Regions from separate parts of the Mus musculus genome. Here regions 2 and 3 are each linked to region 1. The links are chromatin loops, found by intact Hi-C in ENCODE. Cell type or tissue: heart. All regions are shown on one strand. Each heading gives the region's core, and the rest is flanking DNA. Links, peaks and the distances in the headings are about the cores only.

Evidence for each region. A loop is a pair of places that touch in the nucleus more often than their neighbours do. Peaks named below come from ENCODE experiments on the same cell type or tissue, not always from the same donor. Only the 100,000 strongest peaks of a DNase experiment are listed, where the experiment ranks them.
Region 2: it touches region 1 in a loop (2.8-fold over the local background); 2 of 42 quality-filtered maps call a loop at or near these places.
Region 3: a loop joins it to region 1, with 3 times the contacts of the local background. A loop is called at or near these places in 6 of 42 quality-filtered maps.

What each region holds. Positions count from the first base shown.
Region 1 is chr5:57,709,383-57,717,755 of GRCm38, forward strand. 4932441J04Rik (RIKEN cDNA 4932441J04 gene) reads right to left here. Exons shown (of 5, transcript NR_015588.2): 2 at 313-372. It also overlaps a transcript of Pcdh7 not described here. Among named protein-coding and RNA genes, the nearest start is that of 4932441J04Rik, 4.4 kb to the right of the region's middle. In heart, for the core only: CTCF peaks have their summits at 4,711, 5,685 and 7,284; DNase peaks (open chromatin) are centred at 5,799, 6,559, 7,539, 8,189 and 1 weaker place; H3K4me3 peaks cover 3,818 bases; H3K27ac peaks cover 3,524 bases.
Region 2 is chr5:57,764,759-57,773,131 of GRCm38, forward strand. All of the region lies in intron 1 of Pcdh7 (protocadherin 7), which reads left to right. Among named protein-coding and RNA genes, the nearest start is that of Pcdh7, 51 kb to the left of the region's middle. In heart, for the core only: a CTCF peak has its summit at 5,111 (motif pointing left); no DNase peak of the experiment used is centred there.
Region 3 is chr5:57,942,705-57,951,077 of GRCm38, forward strand. The region is part of intron 2 of Pcdh7 (protocadherin 7); the gene reads left to right. Among named protein-coding and RNA genes, the nearest start is that of Pcdh7, 230 kb to the left of the region's middle. In heart, for the core only: no CTCF peak of the experiment used is centred there; no DNase peak of the experiment used is centred there.

The DNA of each region.
Region 1 (8,373 bases), core at 336-8,335:
AGAGAGAGAGAGAGAGAGAGAGAGAATCTTTCCTAGTAAGTATTGTCAAAGAGAATATTTTTCTTTTAGCTTCTTAGGTTTGATTTTTGATGGTGTAAAAGGAACTGACCAAAGGCAGATTAGCAGAAAATACAAAACAAATTTAATTTCCAACATATGCACAGGGTTTGACAGAGAAACCCTAGGAGTTAGCTGGCAGCAGGTGGGGCTTCTATACCATCTTAATAGGGCGTGTGGGAGGGCACAATTGTACTTCTGGAAGAGCAAAAGACAGGGTAATAAATGGAAGAGACAATAGTTTTATGACAGTACCTGAGCATCTTATCCAGGTCCTAATACTGCCGACTTTTCCACTTCTTCCATGAGACTTACCTAAGGGGGAGAGGTGCATGAGAGTTGAATTATTTGGGGTCTATTTTATTGTGAGGAACAAAGAGTGCACTTAAAACTCTGCAGCTGTGGATTCCCAAGTGTCATCAGCTGGAAGTAGATTTTTTTCTTTTTTTTTTTTTAATCTTTTTTTTAATTAGGTATTTTCCTCGTTTACATTTCCAATGCTATCCTAAAAGTCCCCCATACCCACCCCCCCCAATCCTAGATCTTTATGCTTCCCATGTTTCCTTAGCCATTTTAACATCAAAAGGAATCTCTCTCTCTCTCTCTCTCTCTCTCTCTCTCTCTCTCTCTCTCTCTCTCTCTCTCTCTCCCCTTTCCTTCCTCCCTTCCTCCCTCCCTCCCTGCCTCCCCCTCCTCCTCCCCCTCTCCTCCCCCCTCCCCCTTCCTCTCCCTCTTCCTCCAGAATTTTGCATGTCTTTGTCCGCTTTCTGAGTCTGGACCTTAAACGTTGATTCTGCTCTGACCCTCTTTTCGAGAACATAGCATAACACATCCAATGGCACTACACATTCTATGCCTCTATAGTTTCTAAGCTCACAAATTTGGTGCTGGGGAAATTCTTAAAAGCTGGTACATTATGGGCTCAATGCCACTTAACCATGAACAAAAGCAAGTGTGGATCCACAATAGTACAGCTTAACACATTCAATCCATATATATTGCTTTCTCAACTCTACCATTTGCAGAATCCTTTAAAAAGTGACCTAAAAAGCAGGTGGCATTTTAAACACCCTTTAAACCATAGGTGTGACAAGGAGGAGCCTGGATTGGAAGGAATTTTAGTTCTTAATCTCTTGTAACTGGAATTCTTACACTTAAAAGTATCAAAGTACTTGACTACGAAGCACCCCTCCCCAGTGCTGCTTGAAAATCTTGAGGATGCTGGTGTAAATGAGAACTGCTCTAAGTTCCAACAGTATCACAAGCTTGGGAGTAATTCAGGATGGATGGAACAAGGTTCATGACGACTAAGGAGAATATTTTGGGGAAGTGAAAGGAACACTGGCTTATAGAACTTTGAAAATCATGATTTTATAGGAAAAAATAAACTGGAAATGAGAGTGCTACCTAAAGTTAAAAGATACCTTTTCAAGTTCACTGTATTTTGCCCTCATCTCTGGTATTTTAAAGAAGGTTAGGAACAATGCTTTTTCTTTGTTGGATGAAAAGACAAGCTTTATAGCATGGGAAAGGCAGAGGTGGGTTCGACTTTTTGCCCTGCAAGTAGAGGGATATGATAAAGCTATATCTAACATCTGGAGGAAGAAGCCGAGAAACCTTCAGGAAAAGAAAAAGGAACCTAAATTCAGTGCTGAATTTGGGTGCACATTGATGACCAAAGAAACTATTACTAACCAAATCCGTTATTAACCATTGCTATCACTTACTTATAGAAAAAAATAAAAACCTAATGTTTTCTTAAATAATCAAACTGAATTCCCACATTTGCATCTTATAAGGCTGTGTGACAGTTATAACACTATTATAGGCAGAGTTTCTGCTTTTTTTCCCCAGTCAGTTGGAGACAATACTAAGAATTTGCTACACACACAAAACAGGAAATCAACGACAGAACCACAAATATAAAGACTTCTCTTTATACTCATATCCCACTGTCATCTGGCAATACTTTATTAAAAGCCTTGTTCAGGGTGTTAAACTCTTTAACGTTTCCAAATAAGAGAAATAGCTAACAATGCCCATGTAAAAAGCTATCAGGTGTGTGTGTCAACACTTTTATGAAAAAGTTATCTTGCAAATAGAACTGTATGTCTACCCATCACCGAATAGTATAACTGAGGTTTTATATGGTTCCTCAGATGAAACCTGTGGTGTCAATCTTCATAAAATCTTTTTAATCCACTTTATTTGGAAGGAGTCTTTAGATGAGAACTGAAACAAGCAGCTAAAATATAGTGCTGGTTTCCAAAGAGCATGCCTGTCTGAAACTCATTGATGATCCCTGGATATTGGTTCTAGTGAGATTAGTAAACAGCTTTTCTTACAGAGAGGTAAGCTATTTAGTTCAGCCAGCCACTCAATTCCCCTTCCACTCAAGTGGCTCAAAGCTAGCAAAGAGATTCATCCTGCCTGCAGGGGTCCCAGAACTGGTAGCTTAACTTAAGACTAGAGCGCAAGTCAGTGAACAGTCTCAATGATAATCGTTGGAAATTTCATGATTGCTAAAGTAACCAATTATTGTTTTAAACAATTCTGACCCAAACAATGTGGGAAATTAATATAAGGAATGGAGTTAGCATTTTAGAGCTAATTCATAGTTTTCAGTGGTTTCTTGTTCAAGCATGGTCATTTGTTTTAATGCAACCTTTACTTGGGTTATTTTAATGAGATCCTCCTCCCCTCAGATCATATATATATATATATATATATATATATATATATATATTACATATATATAGTTTATTTATATATTATATAGTTTATTTATATATGTTTTATATATATATTTTTTTTCATCAGTGTTAATTGCTTACAGTTATGTCTGAAGTATCCTGCATCTATAATGAAGAGATAGCACATGTCTCCAGTTCATCCTGCAGGCTGCACTGGCACATTCAAATTTGCCATAGTGACTGACAAGTAATAGCTTCAAGTGATGCTCAGTAGAATGCACTGCTTTTAAACTGCCAAAAGTCTTTCCCCAAACGCTTGCCTACATTTGGCAAAGTCCCTTTGGCTTTCCAAATTCAGATTGTTGAGAATGTGTGAAAAAAATTATAAATTTGAAATGTCCCATAAATTGTTGTAAATAAGGCACAATGTCTCTCTCAGTGTAATTAGTTGGACCTTTTTTAATGTGACGCATAAGTTGGAAACCTGTGTAGATCGAATATTTTTGGCAAATTAAAACGGTATAAATGGAAAAACAACCAACCATAAATCTTTGCCAATTTTAAAGTAGAAATCTTTTCTATCAAGTTTCTTAAATTATTTTAAAAACAGTCTAATGATGGATACTTCGCTCCTTCTTAGAATGGGGAACAAAACACCCATGGAAGGAGTTACAGAGACAAAGTTCAGAGCTGAGACAGAAGGAAAGACCACACAGACACTGCCCCACCCTGAGTTCCATCCCATATTCCACCAAACCCAGACACTATTGCATATACCAGAAAGATTTTGCTGACAGGACCCTGACATAGCTCTCTCTTGTGAGGATATGCCAATGCCTGGCAAATACAGAAGTGGATGCTCACAGTCATCTATTGGATGAAACACAGAGCCCCCAATGAAGGAGCTAGAGAAAGTACCCAAGGAGATAAAGAGGTCTGCAATCCTATAGGGGGAACAACAATATAAACTAACCAGTACCCCCCAGAGCTGTGCCTCTAGTTGCATATGTAGCGGAGGATGGCCTAGTCGGTCATCAATGGGAGGAGAGGCACTTGGTATTGCGAAGATCATATGCCCCAGTACAGGGGAATGCCAGGGCCAGGAAGCGGGAGTGGGTGGGTTGGGGAGCAGGGTAGGGGAGAGTATAGGGGGCTTGGGGGATAGCATTTGAAATGTAAATGAAGAAAATATCTAATAAAATGCCTTAATTAAAAACATTCTAATGAAATATAAAAATCACATAGTTTACAAATTAATGTTTATATAACTAAATTTTATCTGCAAGGATATATTTTTTTTAACCTTTGAAAACATGGTATCACACTGGCCTTGTGTCTGTGTTTTACAGTTAGCCAATAGGCTGTAAGAATCAGTTTTGTGCAGCATCTAACTTGTTTTCTTTTACTTCTGTAATGTATAGCTTACATACAAGATTTAAATAGCAGAGAAGATGTTATTTCTTGGCTAGAGACCAATTAAGTAACCACTGATGGAAGCAGTTGCTACCTGCCTAAAAGGAAGTCTGTGGTTTCCTTATTTAAACTGCTGAGTTTTAATGTCCATCAAAAGGCTGTTATCACAATGAATTATTCAACCATTTCAGTCTCCCACACTTTAGTACTACAACCATGGATTTCAAGCTGAAAAAAAAATGTAGCCAAAAGTCTCTACCCAAGAACTCGAATCGTTTTTTTCTGATTGTTTGTTTGTTGCTTTTGTTTTTGGTACTAGACATTTACAGATTGTTATGTCTGCTGTTTAAAAGTATATGCTTAATGGGTAAGTGTTTATAAATACTGAGAAAGAAGACTGACATATTAAATTTACCAAAAGTAGCTAGGACAATCGCTGATGACGTAGGAACAGCCCGCAGCACCTGGAAGAGGGCCTGGAAGAAAACCTTTCCTTAAAGATGAAAGGTCACTGCGTTTGGAGATGTCGGGTGTCATTTCCACTGTTTGTCCCTTGGTGGAGTTCTTGAGTCACTTTCTCTCTTTCCCGTGTACTTAGTGCTTTATATTTCTCTCCAGGACTGGCTAGCATGTTTACTGTATTTAACCTTTTTCTCGCATTCTTGTGAATAATAGAGCGTCTATTATAAATGAAAGACTCCCGACCCTGAAACCCTGCCGCTGGCACTTGCTTCTTAGCCTTACTGAAAACTTTGTTGTCCTTACTTTTTTTTGCCAGTCTTCATTTTTAAAAGGCTTAAGCCACTTAAGGGACCCCCAAATACTATCCCTGCCACCCTGCTCTGTCACCAACGTTCTTAACTGAAAAAGTACTTGAACTGTTAAGTTTGGAGGACGGTGTTTGGCAAAGAAAAGCACTCCGATTTTTCTTTGACATATATTAGCATGGGATATCTGGATTTTAATTAATTTCATTTTTATGTCTGCTTTATTTTACATGTATGCTTATCACGGGGCATTTCCTTTTAAATAACAAAGAAAAGATCGTAAACGTTTCAATCTTCCCTAAAACATTTTGCTCCCTCCAAATGATGACGTCCTGTTACTGATGAAGGCAGTCTTTAGAACACTACTCCTTTTCGGTTTTGTCTGCCAGAGAAGCCGCGGCGGCGGCAGAAGCAACTGCAACCTCTTTAATTTCTTGCAGCCGGTTACACTTTTTGATCCCATTTCCTCGTGAACCTTGCCTCTCAGGTTGAGACGATAAAAGCAGCCTCGGGTGTGAGAGACCGGGTGGGGTCTGTGGGTGGGAGCGAATCCGGATATCACATTCCCCTGGTGAGGTCTGCTACTGGGAGGATTAAGTCCCTGGGTTCCATTTAATGAAATTGCTGAGCACTTGTGACACTAGCTCTAAGACTGCGGAAATGGGGCGGGGGGGGGGGGGGGACGGGACTACTGCTCGCCTTCATTCACCCTGCACACGGGCTGGAGGCTACAGCAGTGGTGTGAGCGCCCAGACAGGGGGCGGAAGAGGATTGGGAGCAACGGCCGCCGCAAGGGCGCTAGGAGGGTGTCACCCCCTTTACCTCCCTTTACCCCACTTTACCCCCCTTTACCCTCTTCCCGCCCATTCCATTCTCGTCCACAGGAACCGCTGGGGGAGGGGGAGGCGGCAAAGGAGCTGCCACTTCTCTGGCGGAAAGGTCGGAGCTGGCGACTGGTGGGGGAGGGAGCAGAGCAAGGTTTCCCGGCCCAACAGCAGCCTGGCCGCGCTGCTATCCATGCAACACACGTCGGACCCATTTCCCACGCTGGCTTGGCTCCGCGGCAGAGTCGGTGGGGATAAGTGGGGAGGGCGAGAGGAGGTTACCTCCCTCTCTCAGAGGAAACCACTACAGTGTGAAGGACGCGCTGCACCCCTGTCCCCTAATCGTCGTGGGGAGGAAATATATGCAAACTCTAGGCAAGAGTAGACCACGCAGTCCCTCCCTCCACCCTTGTCAAGAGCGGCGGGAAAATGCTTGAAGAGGCAGAGGAGGGTTATTCAAGTTTATGGTCTGACAAGGGAAGAGGGAGTGCATAATGTCTTTCTGCCCACACGATTGCTTGAAGTTTGCAAAATTCTAGTAAGGCGATGAGGGGAGTGAGTGCCACACTACCACGCATCGGAATGCACAGCGCAAAGCCTCGCAGTGGAGGTGACGTCCCCCTTCCCATTCCAGTCTGGATCGGGAGAAAGCTGGCATTCAGATAAACCTCTATTCTTCCAAATGTGAGGGGGACATCGCGTTACTGCCACTTCGTCGGCCGCTGAGGCGCTGCGGCGCCAGCCCCCTCCTTCAGACTGCGGCGGTGCGCACTGAGCCTGCGCGCCAGGCTTTTCTCGCTGATGCTGCAGATACAGAGCTGAGAGCTCTGGTGGCGGCGGCCGGAGGGTTACGGGGAAGGCCGTTCTCGCCGAGGAGGAGGAGCCACCCCTCCCGGAAAGATGCTGCTTTATGGGACAGGGAAATATTCGTTAGCTCCTGGCACATACTACTCACGGTTCCGTCCTCCGCGCTTCCACCCCCGCCCCTCCTGGGAGAGCTTTTGGAAACCACTGTCGCTCCCCCGCCCCCAAACACACTCCTCGCCGCGCTCCTCCAAACAACCGCGCGCTTCCTTTGCTCCTAGACTTTATTGGTGTTTGACTTATTTAAGTCATTCTGCCTCCTCTGGTCTCAGAGTAAAATTGATTCCGTGAGCATTAGATCGGGCATGCAAATTCGTCTTTAAAGGAACCCTTAAATTCCTAGCAACATTCTCCGAGATAGTAAGGACCCGACACAAACTCCACCTACTACCTTCGTCTTTTCTTAATCTTTCGGTAGAGGGTCTTTATTTTGACAGTGTGAAATACATGAGAAGTGGGCTTCGGTTCGAAATACACCACCAGCCCTGAGATCTGACTTGGCAGACTGCGGTGGTCATGAGTGAGAACCGGGGAAGCCTCACGCCCGGGAATGGCAGGGAGGATCACGAGGCACAAAGTCAAAAGGAGAGAAAAGAGGTTAAGCATACTCGGTACACAAAGTTGCCATTAAAGTTTATTTCCCTTATATCCAGATAGGTGACGCTACACTTTGCCGGTTACTAAAAGCTGCAGGCTCTGCTTAGAAAATAATACCCAGGCTTCTAGCATGTGTTTTATTCCCCAGGCGCGTGCACACACGGTCTATCCCCAGTGAGAGCCGGATGACAGGAATTCCAAGCATTTAAACAAAGGCAGGCATTCTCCCCTCCCCAACCCAGACCTCCAAAGTCTGGGCTCCAAAAAAGGATCCTCTCTGGCTCTCGTTGGAGTTTGATGCTCTCTCTTCACTACTGCAGCCCGTCACGGTTTGGCAGAACACAAGCTTGGCTTTCGGAACTCAGACATCGACCTCAGCCTACCAGTAGCAATTCACTAACCCAGATGCTAAATTGCGAAACGAAGACACGTTGCGGGTGGGAGTTGGGGCGGGAGGGGGGCATCGTCTGAGGGTAGACGTGGGAGGAAGGTATACTAACACCCTCACTTCAGCTCTTACCCACGCAGCCGGGTTTAGTCTACCAGCCCTAGAGGGGGAAAAAGAATCACCCCACCCCCACCCAAACTGCCTAAGGAGACTAGACTTTGGCTTATCGGGGCTGAGATTGGGCAGTTCTCAGTCGGCCCCACGAAGCGAAGCCTGGCTTCGGTGAGCGCCGCGGCTGGCTAGTCCTTCCTCCCGCCTCCCTTCCCTGGGCCCTCCTCCCTGGTTCTCTGCAACTGTGTAGTTTCGGATACCGCCGCCGCCGCTGCAGCGTCGGAGTCAAGTCTGACTCCGGAGCCCGCGGGCTTTCCGCAACAACCACCAGTTTATGCAAACTTGCGGGTTTCCGGCTAGTGGGTAGCGAGAGTAGGAGCTTCCCCGGAGCGATTCGGTGTCTCGGAACAGCCACAGCCAGAGAGGCGGCGGGAGCGCGCGCACCAGACTCTGCTAGACGCGAAAGCGGACGAGACAACTGCGGAATTCACCCGCCGCGCCAGGGCACTTCCGAGACAACAGCCGACTGGCACTTTTTCTCCCTTTGGCAAACTAGATTTTTTTTTTTTAAGCTACTTGGCAGCTCTGTTTGACTCCACCTCCCCCTCCACCCCCGCCCCAGTGGCTTTGGCTTTTCTTTGGAAATCCGGACAGAATTG
Region 2 (8,373 bases), core at 252-8,251, 55 kb after region 1:
ATGATGTTAATTATTTAAATATATTATATCTGGCCTGTATTGTCTACATCTTTAATTTTAAAAAAAAACTGTTTTACTTATTCACTTTACATCCCACTCACTGCCCCTCTCTTGGTTCCCTCCTCCTACACACACACACACACACACACACACACACACACACACACACTCACACACAAAAGCCCTCTTTCTACCTCCCATTCTTTTCTGAGCAAGTAGGAGCCTCCCTTGGTATAACCTCACCCTGGCACTTCAAGTCTTGTCTGCATCTTTTTATTTGTTAGTATTTATTTATTTAGTGTGTGAGTGTGTGTGTATGCGTATGCATGCATGTGTGTATGTATGTATGTCTGTATCCATGTGGACACAGGTGTGTCAGATGGCAGCACTCAGTAGTTGGTTTTCTCCTTTCACATCTGGGCTTGCATGATAGCTCTCAGGTCATAAGCCTGGTGGCAGCAACATTTACCTGCAGAGCCCTCTCACCAGCACCAACAGGATGACTTTTAAATCTTTATTTTCTAGCCCTGAGAGTCTAGAGATTAGTCAATGAGGATCCCTTCTTACAAGCATACCCATAGCAGAACTCAGACTGGAGTCATAGTCCTTTACAGATGATTTCTCAGAAAGCTCTCTAAACAATTCAGGGTAAACTCATTTGAATATCAAGCACTCTCCTCAGCTGCTTACAGGAAATCGTCTATGGCTGTAGCAGGTAAACATGGAAGCAGGGGGAGAAACTTATAATGCGGAGGGCACATTCATTAGCCAGCCAGAAAGTCAGCGTTTTAGCAAGGAGGGCTGGTACTCCTGGGGATAGCTGTCTAGTCAGAAGGAGGAAATGTAATCCCAGGGGACTCTGTTAGCCTGGGACTTCAGGATCAGTTCTGTTTTTGATCTCTGCTGTTTCTCAAATCCCTTTTCATTAATGATGAAATAGGGTCTCAATAATCTAAAAGACCATTTGGAAAAAGAAACTGAAAGTTTATTCTGTTCACCTTGTAGTTGTTTGGTACCCAGCCTCCTGTCGCTTTACATTTGTACGTTTGCTTGCCCTTTGGCACATGTGCGCATTTCAAACCACTAAATCATCACATAACATCTCTCTACTATTTGGAATGAAATTAAGATGGCGTGGGGGGAGTTTGTGAAGTAGGAATTTTCACACAATTTCCCAATATCTAGTTTCCCACCTACAACATGTTTCTTATCATTTAATTCATTATTTTAACAAGCCATATATGTATTTTAAAAGCACTTAATACCAGAAACATGTGCTATGTTAAAGACAGCTATATTCTATTTTAAGTAGTAGCACAAGAAAAACATACAGGTGTAAGGATCTTGATATGGTTCCTAAGTAAACATCCTTGAACTCAGATGCCATTAACTCATTTTTCTAATAATTTTTTAATATTTAAAATCTATGATTTAGAATTCAGGTTATAGGAAACATATTTTAGAAAATATTCACTCAAAATTGCTAATTTGTGCTTAATAAGTATGTTAGCATGTAGAGCAAACTGATGTGGGCATCAACCATCCATCCTTGTATATACTTTTAAGACATGATTCAAGAATATATATCATAAACTATTTACAGTTTATAGTTTACCGTAATGGTTTTATCTATACAATAGACCATAGTCAGTTCATGACAGCAGACTTTTTCCTCAAATACATAGAAGTAACCATTACTGCAAAATCTTCATGTGACATTATTAAATGGAATGAAGTTTGTGAATGAAACTGGTGAGTTTTGAGATATCAGCCTTGTGATTTGCTGTAGGAGAGGAGCACGGAAGTCAAGTTCTACCTAATATGATGGACATAGTGAATGTTTGGCCTTTTTACTCACCTGTATCACATGTATATTTTATATAAGAAACATCCTTTGCAAATGAGGTAGCTCTCTTGAGGGACACAGATTGTAGGGCGTGGGCCACTTAGCACATTTTGTGGTACTTGCATTTATGTGTGAACAATGTAATGACACCTGTCAGCCAGCACATCTCATTATCTGCATATTGCTTCTGAAAACTGGCCAGAAAGATAAATTTAAGGCCATAATATCAGAGAATCAGCTTGAATAATTCCTACTACCTTCATATATAAATTTCATTTTGTCACCTCAAATCAAAAAAGGCCTCATGATGACATCTGATGTCTTTGTGTGTTGTGTTCCTAGCCTTCTGTCCTGTAATTGTGGCTCAAATTGTTCTTACGGAGATTTCTATAATGCATGAATTTTGAGTTTTCACTTTGTTTGTTTCTTTAGGCTCAGGTACCTTTGGCTACCTTCGACCTGCACACAAAATTTTCTTCCTACTGATTTTGTTCACAGGTTTTAAGTTAATATTTATAGTGAAGATAATCATAAAATTCTGTGACCCTGCGGAAAGATTCTTTTCTTCACTCACATTTGCAATTGTCTTTCTAGCTATTGGAATTTGAGAATCTAAATGTGAAATCTAAGACGTCAAGAATAAATAGAAGTATATGTGATTCCCATATACTTACACAGTAAACCTTTTACCTTGTTTTCCAGTGTGATTGTGATGGCTGCAGGTGGGTGACAGCGCTGGGTGTTTTAATAGTTGAGAGAGTTGAAAAAGGTACCAGAGGAGTTGAAGCAATAATGACTTCAGATATTCAGGCTGATTAATTAGACTTCCTCCCCCACCCATTGCTAGTGTTTTTTACAGGATGGCTGTCTGTTCAGCTTAGGCAATGCGTCAGTCAATGGGGTGGGCCAATTATCTAACTTGCATATTTATAATTGGGAGGGAGTAGGGAAGATCCAAATTGCCTTGAGACCCAAAAAGGAACCAAATGACGCTGGTTAAGAGGCACTAGTAGGCTTTGATAAGACGTCACAGGAAGGAGTGGTTGGGGATATAGTCCCAGAGGAATCTTTCCTTTTATAAGAAAAAAGGGAAAAAAAAACAAAACAAAACAAAACAACAACAACAACAACAAAAAACCAAACCACTGTTACAAGTAAGATGTAATTTTTCAACTATAAGAAATTAAAGTAAGATGTTTCTATATTATTTTGAAGTACACAACCCAATTAAAGTCTTAATTAATATTTTCTCTCTCCTAAGTATTCATTTGCAAAACAAATTGGTTTAAGATTTGTAATGTGTGATAAAGGCAATGAGACGAGGTTTAGCTTGCTTTGATACCTCTGATTGTGCATAGAAAGAAAACACAGTTTTTAATCTACTAGGAGCTGCTATCTTTCTAAATGTCATACAAGTGATGTTATTTGTAGAAATACGGTAGTGTGTCCATAAATAGTGGACATAGGAATACATGGGACACGTCACTAAACAGTGTACTACTTAAGCAATAAAACAAAGAGTAAATTTCTTCTTCATTGAAGAAACAGTTAACTTTGTTTTATTACCTCCTCTTTCTTTTTTTGTCAGGCTGAGACTAAAGTAAAGAGCTTTGTGCCTGGAGAGTCAAGCATTTGGCCACTGAGCTACATCCCTAGCCATATAGAAATTTTAAATGATGCCTTTATATTTGTAAGACGAGTGTGTATAAAATTAGAGGAAACTAGGAAAGGGGTAGCATTTGAAATGTAAATGAAGAAAATATCTAATAAAAATATATTTAAAAAAGTGCTGAGCTGAACCAAGTAATTCTCTTAAGTTAAATTTAAAATGCCTGTTGTACGTACATCTTTTATCTGTAAAGGACGGTCATGACTGTCAATATATTCTCGACTTTCTTGTAATCCCAAATTAACTTTTAAAATTAATATTGGGTTGTAAATAGTTTCCCCAATAGGATTCCCCATAGTAATAACGCGTGGCCACTGAAGCCTATACATCCCTTCCCCCCACCTGTTAAACTCAGCATGGCCATACTTTTAATGATACACTATGAAGTCATGGGTCATTAACAGGAAAGACAAACCCCATTTCTTGAGGATATAGCCTTTGTTTAATATGTTATCAAGTAAGAATTAGCAGTCGGCAGTCATCCACTTCAAACTATGATCTAATCGGAACTGGAGAGCTGAATCAGAACCCTGGTGATTAGCTCTTAGTTAGTAGCAAGCTCCAGGGAAAACTTCGGTGCACAGGAAGTAACGATAATGATTCATCCCACAGTAGCTGCAGGCACAGGGCAATGCAGAAAGGATCTTCTAACGGAGTGGCTCTACTTTTCTGACGATGTGACTCTTTAATACAGATCTTCCTGTTGCAGTGACCCCAACCATAAAATTATTTTCATTGCTAAATCAGAACTGGAATTTTGCTGCTGTTATGAATCATAATGTAAATCGCTGTGCTTTTCTAATGCTTTTAAATGATTCCTGTGAGATTGTCTGTCAATTTCCCAAGGGGTCGCGACCCTCCAGTTGAGAACCTCTTCTCTAACTCTTCTACGTTTTGCCAGCAGCAGTCCAAGGTACATATTTAAAAAGGGTGCAGAGGTAGAAACACAAAGTGTGATGGCTTGTTCATAAAAATTCAGTGTCTGACCAAAAAAAAAAATAAGTAAATAAAACTCTTTCTTTCATTCTGGCTGGAAATCCTTAAAGCTTTGCCCATAGTGAGGAAATCCTTTGTCTCCTCCAAGGTCCCGAGTGTGAAGAGTTTTAGAATTTAAGCAAAGCATTAAAATCGGAATGTAACAGCAAGGGTGACTGTAGGGCCTTCCTTGCATTTTAGAATTCTTAAACTTTCGAGAAAAACTTTTGCCTCATTCTAAAGCAAACATTTAGACGGAAGATGTAAGTGATCTTAAATTAAAATCTTCAGAGAAGCAGGCAGAACTCCAATTCTGGTTGCCTCATCTGCCCTTGTTGAGTGTACTTTTTATCTGTGGAACATGCTATCCACTTCACTTTTCCAGCAGGCTTATTATCATGAACCCCATGGCTCTCAACTTTTTCATAGTCTTTGACGTTAATAATGGGATGCGTTGTGGCACCATGGCGTTGAGAAGGTAGGAGTTGGGTAGAGAGATGGCTCAGCCTTGAAGAGCACTGGATGCTCTCACAGAGGACTGGAGTTAGCTTCCCAGCACCCACATCGGGCAGCTCATGACTGTCTGACTCCTGCGCCAAGGAATCTTACGCCCTCTTCTGGCCTCTGAGGGCTACTGCACTTACCAGTATCAATCCCCACAAAGACACACATACGTATTATATGTATACATATGTATAACTTATATGTATACATACAAGCTAGACATATGTATACATACAATTAAAACAAAGTAAATCTTAAAACAGAAGTAGGAAGGGATGTTTTAAGTTGTACTTTTTCCTTCTAGCTTTGAATATTTTATTCCTTATCCATATAATTATGTGGCTGCCCATTACACTGGATACATTAGGAACTTCTGTAGATGTAGCAGTCTTATCTGATTCCATGTAGTGGTACAGATAGGATAGCTTCAGGTACCTGTATGAAACGCACATTTGTTTTTAAAAACAGGTGATCAATTTAGCATTGATTTTAAACGACTGTGACTCTACTCCCATACATTATTTAAAAATCATTGAATCTAGCGAGGCACCCAGATCGAGGTCAAATAAATGTTTGCCTAGCCCTTTTGGTAAAGACTTTTTTCCTGATGATTCTGAAATTAGAGGTCTGCTTTGTGTGTTACTGAGCTTAGACAAGTAGAGTTGTGAGTTTCTATGTATTTTTTGAGAAACCACTTTCGGGGATGCAGGCTGGGCACCAGGACTTCCTGCACACAGCTAGCAGAGCCACATCTGCCTCCAGACTTGCTGACTTGGCTGAAGAGTGGGCCCCCCCTTAGGTCCCGCTGCCAGATCAGGTGTGGAGACACTGCAGAGCTGTCACTCCGCATGGTTTCCTGCAAGTCAGCTATCTCCTTCCCATCTGTGTTGATATTCTTTCATTGCATTTTTCCCCCTGCTTGTCTGGCATGCATATATTTGTCTGATAAGTCTCAATTTGGATCCAAGGCTTGCCTTCCCAGTTGTCAAGCAAAAGGGAGTTTCTCTAAGCCTATATCTGTCCTTTAATTGTGCTTGCCATTATGACATAATCCCCCTACTTTGAGGTATTTTATGATATCCAGTGTATATTAGCATCATTTTATAAGTTCCATTTAGACTTGAGGATCTCATTCCATTAAGATCCACAAAACTGCAAATTTTATTCACATTAAAGTTTAAATAATAGACTACAGAATTACACATGGAGTGGCTCTTTCAATTTTACAATGCTCTCTTAAGCTAAAAAGTCACCTTTCCTCCCTTTTACATTTCAGCTGGAATTGTCGATAGTTTTATTGTTGCCATTCTGAGGAGCTGCCTTGCAAAGTCAGGGCTACATTTCCTAGGTGTTATTTTTAGTGTATAACAGTTTTTATGTAGCAAAAGCTTGATTATTTGTAAACCCCCCCCCCACCATTAATTGGTGTTTTCAGCTATAATCTTGATTATGCAGCTAAAATTTTGCTTCAAGTGTCCAATCCCACAGGCTTGTACTTGCAAAACACCCCTTGAGTTTATTAAGAGCGCTGTACTCACAATGGCCAACGGAGCGGGCTCAGTGGGTAGCCCGAGCTGGAAAATGAAAGGGCGGATGATTCAAGTGCACTGTGCTCTGATTAGAGGGCCACGAGCTGCTTCAGTCTCTTGCAGATTAACATCATCCCATGCTCTGTTTTCAAACAAGCAATATCTGTTCTAAAAGCAGATCCCACAGAGCTTGCTAATGCACTGAGTTCCAGTGGCCCTGGCTTGAGATAATACATCAGTTTTCCTTTCTTGTAGGGAACAAGTCAGTATGGCCTTCATGTGTGTTGGCAGGTTTCCTTAGTTATGGGAATGTGGTGTGAAATGGTTTATAACTTCCTGCTTCTAAACTGTAAGAAAGAGCATGAGTGTCTTGGCCTGCTAATGAGAACTTTTGGTGTGGAAAATGTTTAGTGATGTAAATGGAAGGACGAACAGGATGCTCAGGAGGGAAGAACGTGAGTTCAGGTGTCTGTTTTCATTGACTTCAGGAATTCTAATCGAGTGCCTTCACCTTAAAAATATTTGTACGTTCCAGTATAATGAACATTAAAATCTGTGTTTCAGAGGATTATAAACTGAACTATTGGATCTGAAAGTATGGGTAGCAACTCCTTGGGGGTAGCACGACAGATATCTGATATCCTCCTGGATATCAGATACTTACATTGCTATTCATGCCAGTAGCAAAATTATAGTTATGGAATACCAACATAAGAATTGTATGGCTGGGGGTCACCTCAACACAAGGAACTGTATTAAAGGGTCACAGCATTAGGGAGGTTAAGGATCGCTGAACTTGACACTGCTCCATCTTCCTGTGATTAGTCCTAGGGAAATGAAATCCATCTTCCTCCTTGAGAAGTTGGAAAACTGGACAGATGGTCATGCAACAACTCTAATGGTCCAGGAATTGCACCCTAAGTTGTACAGAGAACCAAATTCTGAGCAGAAAATGTCCATATTTTCTTTGTCTTTACTATGGCAAAACAAAACAAAACTCAAGAGTGATGGTTCATCTAGTGTTTCCGGATCTGAGGCAGGAGGAATAATGTGAGTTCCTGGTGGTGTCAAGTACAAAGTGTGACCCTGTCCCAGTAAGTATTAAACAAGTAAATATATATAAACAGAAACGCTACAATCAAAAATATTATTAGCAAAGAGGCTATAGAAGAGATTTGCTTGTTTGTATCTATGTCTAAGGAATCTTCTACCCTAGGACAAATGATTAAATAGCTTCTTTCTAATCTTAGGCATTTTAAAGTATAAATATGAAACTGCATCTTTCCAGATTTGTGCAGGTCACATGCAAAAACACAAACGTCATTTAATCATGGTCTATTTATTTAACTGTTCTAAACAGAAAGTATGTGCTATTTGATTTATTTTCACTATATGGTAATAATATCCATATTTTTTACTTGTAATCTTCACTTATTATCTTGAGAAGGGATTATAATTTAGCCCTAAGATACTTAGAATTGAGCACATTTAAACTGCTTTAGCTCTGAGAAATGCCTTTTTCTTAAATTAAGATTATGGAAAAACCTCAGAATTTTTTTTCTTCAACAGAAACAAAACAGGACCTTCCAGAAATGCTTGTGTCTGGGATCCGATCCAAAAGTGTTTAGCAGTTTGGCGGTAGCCACCTTTGGAAAATCTATCTTTTTCTTCTTCTATCTGGACCTGGGGAAGTAATCAGAGTGTCAGTGGTCAAAGAAAGAGGGTAACAGTTGGTCACTTGTATGTCCCTGGCATATAAAATTTTTGTTCTCTTCCTCAGGATCCTTGTTAAAGAATAGAAAACATGGAAAACCATATACAACGTAAACATGATTATCCCTTAGTTTTAT
Region 3 (8,373 bases), core at 252-8,251, 230 kb after region 1:
CCCAAACAGGAGCAGGGGGGGATCCCAACAGCTGTTGCCTATCTGTGTAATATGTTTTTCTAGCTGGGTTGCCTTGTCTGGCCTCAGTGGTAGAGGAAGCACCTAACCCTACAGAGACTTGATGTGTCATGGTGGGCAGCTACTCAGAGGGGGCCTCCACCTTCTTAGAGGAGAATGGGATGGGGGCATGGGTGAAGGGACTGTGGAAAGGGGAACCAGGAATGGGGGCAGTGATCATAAAATAAAAATACTTTTTAGATTTTAATTCAGATTTTAGTCTTCCTTGCATTTTAGAAGCATGGTACAAAAAAACATATTTTACTACCCCTATCACTGAGTTATAAAAACTTAGGTGTAAGCCAATTCACATATATCTGGATTTATATCCAAAATGCCAATCTGGTTAAACAGAAAGCATGGTAATTACTTGTGGAAAAACTTTTGTCAACTCATCTGGTGGCTTTTGAGGAAGATTGAAGTGTCTGTTGTGTTCAAGCTATCCCAAGATACCCTTTAATTCAGTGTATTACATTTTGAAAGAACTGGATCCTCAGGGCACAATCTAGGAGAGTCATGACTAATAAAACATGAATTCACAGTGATCTATGGGCAACACCCGTCCTCTTGATTTCCTCTTCCACTGGTGAAACTAGTCTTTCTGGCTCCTGCAGGGGCTTGCTTCGGAGATCTTAAGGCTCCTCATTTTGTCCTGTGACTTTCTCTGGCTCTTTAAGACATGTGACTACAATACTGCCTTTGGGCTAGGAAGACTGTTGGCAGATGTATTTACACAAAACTGAGTGTGTCTGTAAGTGTGGTTGTGTGGGAGAACTGTGTTTGCAGTCCTTAGAGCAGATGTATATTAACTGAACAATTCGCTTTTACTTATATATGTTTAGCTTCAGTTCAAAGACAATAAAGAATCTCTCTACTGTATCTAAGTATGTTAAAATGTCATCAAACCTGAAAAGGCAATGAATCTCAGACAAGGTGATTAATCTTTAATTAGTAACATACGGCTTCCTATCAAGTGATCACTGCTTGATTACACATCAGAAGGCCTCTCGCCAATGCTTCTATTTTTTATGTTTAGTGGTTTGGGCCTGAATGCAACAAATTTTCCTGCCATCACATCTGACTCAACAGATTGAGTTGATCATGCCCACAGGTATTTGTGTAGTTGGAGTGTTACATGTGAAGAATATTTCACCAATCCCTGTTTGAAAAACATGCAGTTACAGCCTATTTAGAGGTTCCTGTGTCAGAATTTTGGCCTCCATTTTCTTACAAATTTAACTACATCAATGGATTACTTTTAAATGTGTTGATCTGTGTATAATAGGTGTGAGCCCTGAGGATTGGTAATGTCAAATGTAGCAAGGTCACTAGCAGTGTCTTGAGTGAAATGAATCTTGTGTAGGGTCTGATGCATCCCGTGCCACTTAGATACGCATTCACAGTGACCTCTGAATTTGTAGAGGGCAGAGCTTCACATAGCTCTTGATGTGTGCATCTTTAGTGTACATGTTGAGTGAATGTTTACAGAGCAGTCATTTCCCCTCCCACATAAAGATGAAATTTTATCCTCACTTACTCAATGAAAGAGGTGGTTCCAAGAGAACATATTTGAATTAGGACATAATGGAGAAGCAATGTCCATTTCAAACTATCCCATCTGACCACAAGCAAAGAAGTTCAAACTGAATGCTTATCAGTTCAGACCTAGAAATCAGTTTGTGCCTTTTTCCTTTCTGTGAACTGGCAGGTACATAGGATACATGATCTTTTATGTTTTTGTCTTATTACTCATGGAATTTTTTAAAGTGGAGATGTAGAGATTAACGGCCAACAAAGTCAATGTTAGTAGGTCATGTTTGGATACTCCACATCCCTCTGGAAGACTTTTGCCTGTGTGCACAAGGAATCTCCATGACACAAAATGTAAAGGGGGCTCAATCTCTAGTGTAATTTAGTTCTCCATGATCTTTCTCCCTCCCTTCTTCCTTTCCTGCTTCTCAGTCCCTTCACTCCTCACCACTCCTTGGTAAGGTTGAGCTGAAATCTACCCTTTAACTTGAATCTGTTTATCAGTATTTTCTTTGGGAAAAGGAAAGCTAAATGCTACTTCTTTTCCAAATGAAAGTATTTTCAGACTTAAATTAAGGCTGGTACGATGTGAAAATGTGTAAATGTTTATTTATCTCTGTATATTTCATTCCTGGCTTATAGCACAACTCTTTAACTTTTCCATTACTTGGTTGCAAATTCTTTTCATGTTCTAGGTATTATAACTTTCCCGTTTATATCAGAACAATTTTTCCATACAACAAGAAATTCATGATGGGTCATTCTTTTTTTTTTTTTTTAACTCCTACTTAATGTGTTTGAAGAGTCTAGAAATTACCTTGATATCTCTTCAGACTTGAAAGGGAAACACAGTTCAGAATGATTCAAGACTTTGAATAGGTTTTTACATAAGTATGTGGGTCTTGACTGTAGGCAATATATAAATAGAATAAATATGGGTATAAAGTAGATTTAAGTTTAGAAACAAAAAGCAGTTTGGAAGACCTTATTCTTTATTATAGTGAATCTTTACCAAAATTCTAGCAAATTCAGCACTACAAAGATATTATTAAGTTAATGATAATGCCAGTGGAGAAAAAGAAAAGATTCTCTGAGTTCAAGTTATTGACTTAACTGACAATATGAGATCATCTGTAACAGTAAATTTCACAGAGGTCAAACTAGAGCAAAACAATAATAAAAAAACTGGGTAAGGCATGTGCTGTCAGAGCTGTACTAATAAAAGCTACTACAAAGTAAATTCTTCACTTATGCACACTCTTGCTTAATGCCAAATTGCTGTCAATGTCCCTTGGTGAGTTCTATTTATGAGCAGATTACAACACACTCTCAGAGGCCCTGCACATCTAACTCTCAGTGAGTGCCGACACAGAATATATGGTCTTCCTGGAGCTGTGAAATTTAATTAATTTGCTGGCAGAGTACAGTTTTCACGCCACATGCCTTTGCCCTGACCCTGCTCGGGACTTCCATTTTCAAATATGCTTTATATATTGTAAACCTATATCATCTTAATGAAACTTTTCCACATGGTAATTTCAGTGCTTGACTTAATTTTCTCAAAAGCGCCAGTGCCTACATAAATTCTTTTTTGCTGTAATACTAACTGTCATTTGCTAAGTTGCATGAATATATGCATGTCCCCCTCCAATTTTTGATATTCAGATCTCAAAGCATTGCCCTTTAGGTATCACATTAAATATAAGATTCTTAGGTAAATTTTAAAACAACAAGAAACCTCTATCTTCTTTGTCTCTCACATCTATTTGAGGTAAATGTCATGTATACTGTATTTAATATCTTCCACTTAGTACCATAAAGAGCAATATGGACCAAGGATGCTACTGATTAATCATCCCTTCAAATTCTCACCTACTGCATAAGTATACGTCTCTTGAATGACAACCCCTTCAATATTATTTCTGCTTTTTATAACATACGGAAGTCTAGGGATTTTAGAAATTGGTATTTTGCTCTAGCTTTGCCAATAAATGGACAGAAGTATGATTCGTCATCTGTAAAATGGAGAGGCTAAGCTAGTTAAGAGTGACTGTCAGTGAGACAAAGGGTTTTACTTTTATTTCTAAAGCTATATCCTTGAGAGGAATTCTAGAACTTGGTTTTACTCTGTGATGTGGAATAGTATGATCATGCAAGTAATTATCTCACTTTGCTACAGTTTTGCTTCAACATTTTTCCAAAACACCTATGAAAAAAGGAAATAAATTCATTGCTATAATTTTAGATTGTTGCATTTTACTATTGGAAATGTATGTATGCATGAATTACATAAACATGCATTCATATATGTGTGTGTTAGGTATTTAGATGTAAGTGTTACCAGTCATTGAGACGGTCTCCTCTGCCTGCCATATGTTAATGGGGAAATGAGAGTCCAGTCCTGGGGTTCTTAATGCAAGAATTTAAGAAAGAAAAAAAATCTAAAGGCCATTTTATTAGAGTTCAGAAGAAAAACCCCAGGACAGGCAAGCTTTAAATCTCAGCAGCTGCCATTAAAAAAAAAAAAAAAAAAAAAGGTGAAGAGGGTTAGAGAGAAAATCATCAAGCCACATGACAGACAAGCAGCCACATGTGGGTGACAAGGGCTTTAAGAAAGAAAGAACGAAAAAAAAAAACCTTAAACTCTGGACAAATGTAGAAATAAAGAGTCAAAGAGAAAAGAAAGGAAAGAAATAGGAGTTTCTGCTTTAGGACCCAGAAATGTTGGTACACCTAACAGAAACCTGTGGAGAGATGTAACAACTGCCCAGAGAGCAAGGAATTCTGGGAAGATAAACTGGTTTTTCTAAGTAAATAAATTTCCAGGTAAATATCTTTAATGTGGCTTATAGCAAATGAGAATTCTGAAGGTTGGTCCCTTTGGCACGGGAATTGACTAGCTGCAGTCGATTAACACTTATCGAAGGAAACTATCCTTTGTCTCCACCAGAAATAGAGTCTATTCTTTTGAAGAGAGTGAAATAGATTTTGGTTAATGGACATCCAATGGAACTCGTGTGTGTGTGTGTGTGTGTGTGTGTGTGTGCGTGCACAGACACTATAGTAGAGACAGATGAGAGAGTGATCTCAAACTTTGTTGTCTCTTCATTCTAGAAACAAATGACTGCATGACCACATGAGAAAATGTCTCTCCATGGAATTATATAATATAGTACTTGCTTTTAAAAATGCTCATTGAAAACTGATCTGTATAGTCAGTTGTTGATGGTCTGTACCTGAATTCCAGCACTCAGGGGGCATAGTCAGAGGGATCTCTGAGTTCGAGGCCAGCCTGATCTAGAGGGTGAGCTCCAAGACAGCCAGGGCTACACACTGTAACCATGTCTTGAAAACAAAGCAAAAATAAAGAAAAATCAGAAGGACAGGAGAGAGAGAGAGAGAGAGAGAGAGAGAGAGAGAGAGAACTCGTCCATAAAATAAACTATTTTGTTAATTTTACATCAATGAAGATGTTAATCTCTAAGTTGCATACCAATTTCTATTTCAATTATTAACATTCATAAGATAGAAAGTTAGACATAATGAACTCTACTGTTAATGCCATTTATCACCAGTCACATGGCAAACAAGCAGCCACATCCTGGGGAAAAACAGGCTTTAAAGAAAATGGAAAACAACCCTACAGAAAGACATGATACCAGCTATAACTCTGTACAGTCGTTTGCTGATTTGATTCTCAAGTTTTCCATTGGGGCCTATTATTATAAATTGTAATATCTCAACGAAGAAGTTGACTCCTTGGAGAACTCTACAATATCCAGAGACATTTTTACTCAGATCTGTTACTGGAACTAGAAAGCTGATAATTTCCTTGTGAGTACCTACTGCTCACCTTGTTATCTGTGGTCTAGATGCTCTTTATCTGCTGTTATATGAATGATAATCACATTGCTGCAAATGACTTATGAAAGTCATTTGCTTGATTATAGTCGAGCCATTAAGGTACAAAATATAAAGTCTTTGCAGAGAGTCTTATACTATTTTTCCTGGAGGAGATTATGAAAAAGTTGGTGAAAACTAGCTGAGGGAGGAAAAGAAAGCAAGAATGCAAGATGTAAGGAAGGAAGGAAGGAAGAAAGGAAGGAAGGAAGGAAGGAAGGAAGGAAGGAAGGAAGGAAGAAAGAAAGAAAGAAAGAAAGAAAGAAAGAAAGAAAGAAAGAGAGAAAGAAAGAAAAGAGAAGGAAGTATGGAAGGAAAGAAGAAAGGAAAGGAAAGAAGGAATGTAGGAAGGAAGGAAGGAAAGAAGAAAGGAAGGAGAGGGAGGGAGTGAAGGCAGGAAGGCAGGTAGAAAGAATGATATTGCAAACCCATTAGCCAGTGAGAGAAGTGTTAGCAAATATTCTAAATCTTTGTTATTGAAAGTATTGCAGTAGGACGCTAGAAGTAAAGATCTTATTTTCAGCTGAAGCTTTCTTTTGCATGAATGTACTGCATAGCGTCATAGCTTGTGTCACCGAGATGAAATAAAGCAGATAAACATTTCTGTACACAAGAAGCAAAACGCCACTGCGTGGCATGACCTGCTGCTTTTCTGGAAGAACATGGACGATGGTCGGCTGTTTGCAAAGTTTGACAAAAACAAAAATTCTTTGTAATCTACATTCGACTTCTTTTATAGAGGTGAAACCTGTAAGGAGAAAAAAAGGGGGTAGCTCAACCTAGAGAATCAGGAGCTGCCTAAGAAGTGCTTGCCACCACCACTCCTTCCCTCTGGACACGTTGCACTGCAGTGCCCTTCTGTTTGAGTTTATAGCAAACAAAACAGAGACAGTCACTGAAGATTCCCAGATAAACATTAAGCAGACATAACCATCATTATTTGTGCTTGTCTGTCCCTCTAATCAGCACAGCAGACATCAAGCAAACAAACAGAACGTCTTGTAAAGAAAACTCTTAGCACAGATGCATTAGCTGATGGCAGTAGGATATCAGTTAATTGAAGGGGATGGCGGATCCTCTTAGATGAGAGGACTGCACATTGTTCAGGGGTTTAATGCTTTGCATTCTTTCTTGGATATACTGGTTGAAAAGCTAGTGAGTTGAAGTAATGAAGTAAATGGTATATATATATTTCCTCAAAGCAACAAAGAAATTGGGACTACAGCTTGGTATCCTACGAAAATTCAACAAAAAAAAAAAAAAAAAAAAAAGAAGAAAAAGTTCAATCCAGCTCTATGTTTATAAATATAAATAAAGAGGAGGTTGGGAAGGGCAATAGTTTTGTGAGGGTGGTTTACAGTACATTTTTTCCAATAATGACTCCAAGGACATTTCTTTATATTTTAATTGGTTATCAAATAAAAAAGTTTGTATTTGGTATGTCTTTAAATATATGAATTAAACAGGTTTTGCCTCTGTTGTATATAATAATGTGTCTTCTATAAGGTGTCTTTTTTAGCACACTGAAATTCTAGTTTCTCATATAAATGAAAGCCAAGATAAATTTAAGCTCCTTCTGCCCACTGAGGTGGATAATTCTGTGTTAGCTTCAGGGTGAGCGAGAGAAAGAAGCAGGGCTCAAAAATTAAGGATATGTATTGAGTCACTTAAAATTAAAATTCTGACTATCTCTCAGAAATTGAAGACAGGAAGCGAGTATTTTCTTGTGTGAGAGGACAGAGAGAAGAAGGTAGAATAAAGCCAGGCAGAATAAGTGACATATTCTTGCAAAGAGCAATGAAAAAAAAAGGAAGCTTCAATGATTTTAATGGAGTTTGTTTAATGCTGTTGGTAGCTCTGCTTGCATTTTACAGAATAAGGCAAGCAGGTAAAGTGGAAGCAGAAAATTAGGAGTCCCGAAGGTGGAAGAAAAAGCCAAGGTGTTTTGCAGGATAAATTGAATTGATACAGTCAGACTGAAATAGGCAGCATAGCTATTGAATGTTGCCTGTCCGTACATCGTATCAACTACATATCAAACGAATCTGTGCACTGCCTTTGATGTTGGCTGAAGAGTACCAATACAATAGGATTCCAGGGAAAACACCCATGTGTGTTTGTGTATGTTTACAACCTTTACAAACTTTAAAGGGAAAGTCAGAAAATAAAAAGTGTAATGTTTTGCAATATTGTGTTTAATGAGTCCATTTTAGTTTGGGGAAGAGTATAGTGTTTTTTAAAATAAATTATACTTTTCTATTTTTGGCAATATTTTGACAAAATAAATTAGTTGATCATGGATTGTGAAATGGTTCATAAGTTAAATTTTCAATTTTTGGACATCATAATATATTTAAAGGTTATAATGCTTATTCTTTATATTTTTCAGAGATTTTAAAAATCATTCCCAATCTAACTAAGAAAAAGTAAATTCTATATTTTTATATTAATGACTACTTTTTTGGAAGTTCTCATTATAATGTGCAGAGTTCAAATTCATTCATTAAAGAATAATTAAAATAATAAAATTATTAAGTGGTAAAACCTAAAAGAAACATAACTAATGTACAATAAGGTATGCTTTATACATAACTATATTTTCTTCTACCTTTAATGGTAGTACATATAAAACAGTAGGAAAGTACACTTTAAAGAGCAACTTCAAGACTGTGTGACCTTTTGTGGTAATAAAAGAAGGCATTTTCTTGAATTTATTGCATGAATCTCAAAGCACTAGATTACCCAAAAAAGGTGGTTCCAAACTGAAGTACTGAGTCATGTGTAATGCATACTAGCACTGCACTTATAAGTTCATATGCATTTAGCTTTTACTTTCAATTAAAATTTATTTATGAGATTTCTAATGGTAAACTGTTTTTTTTGAAA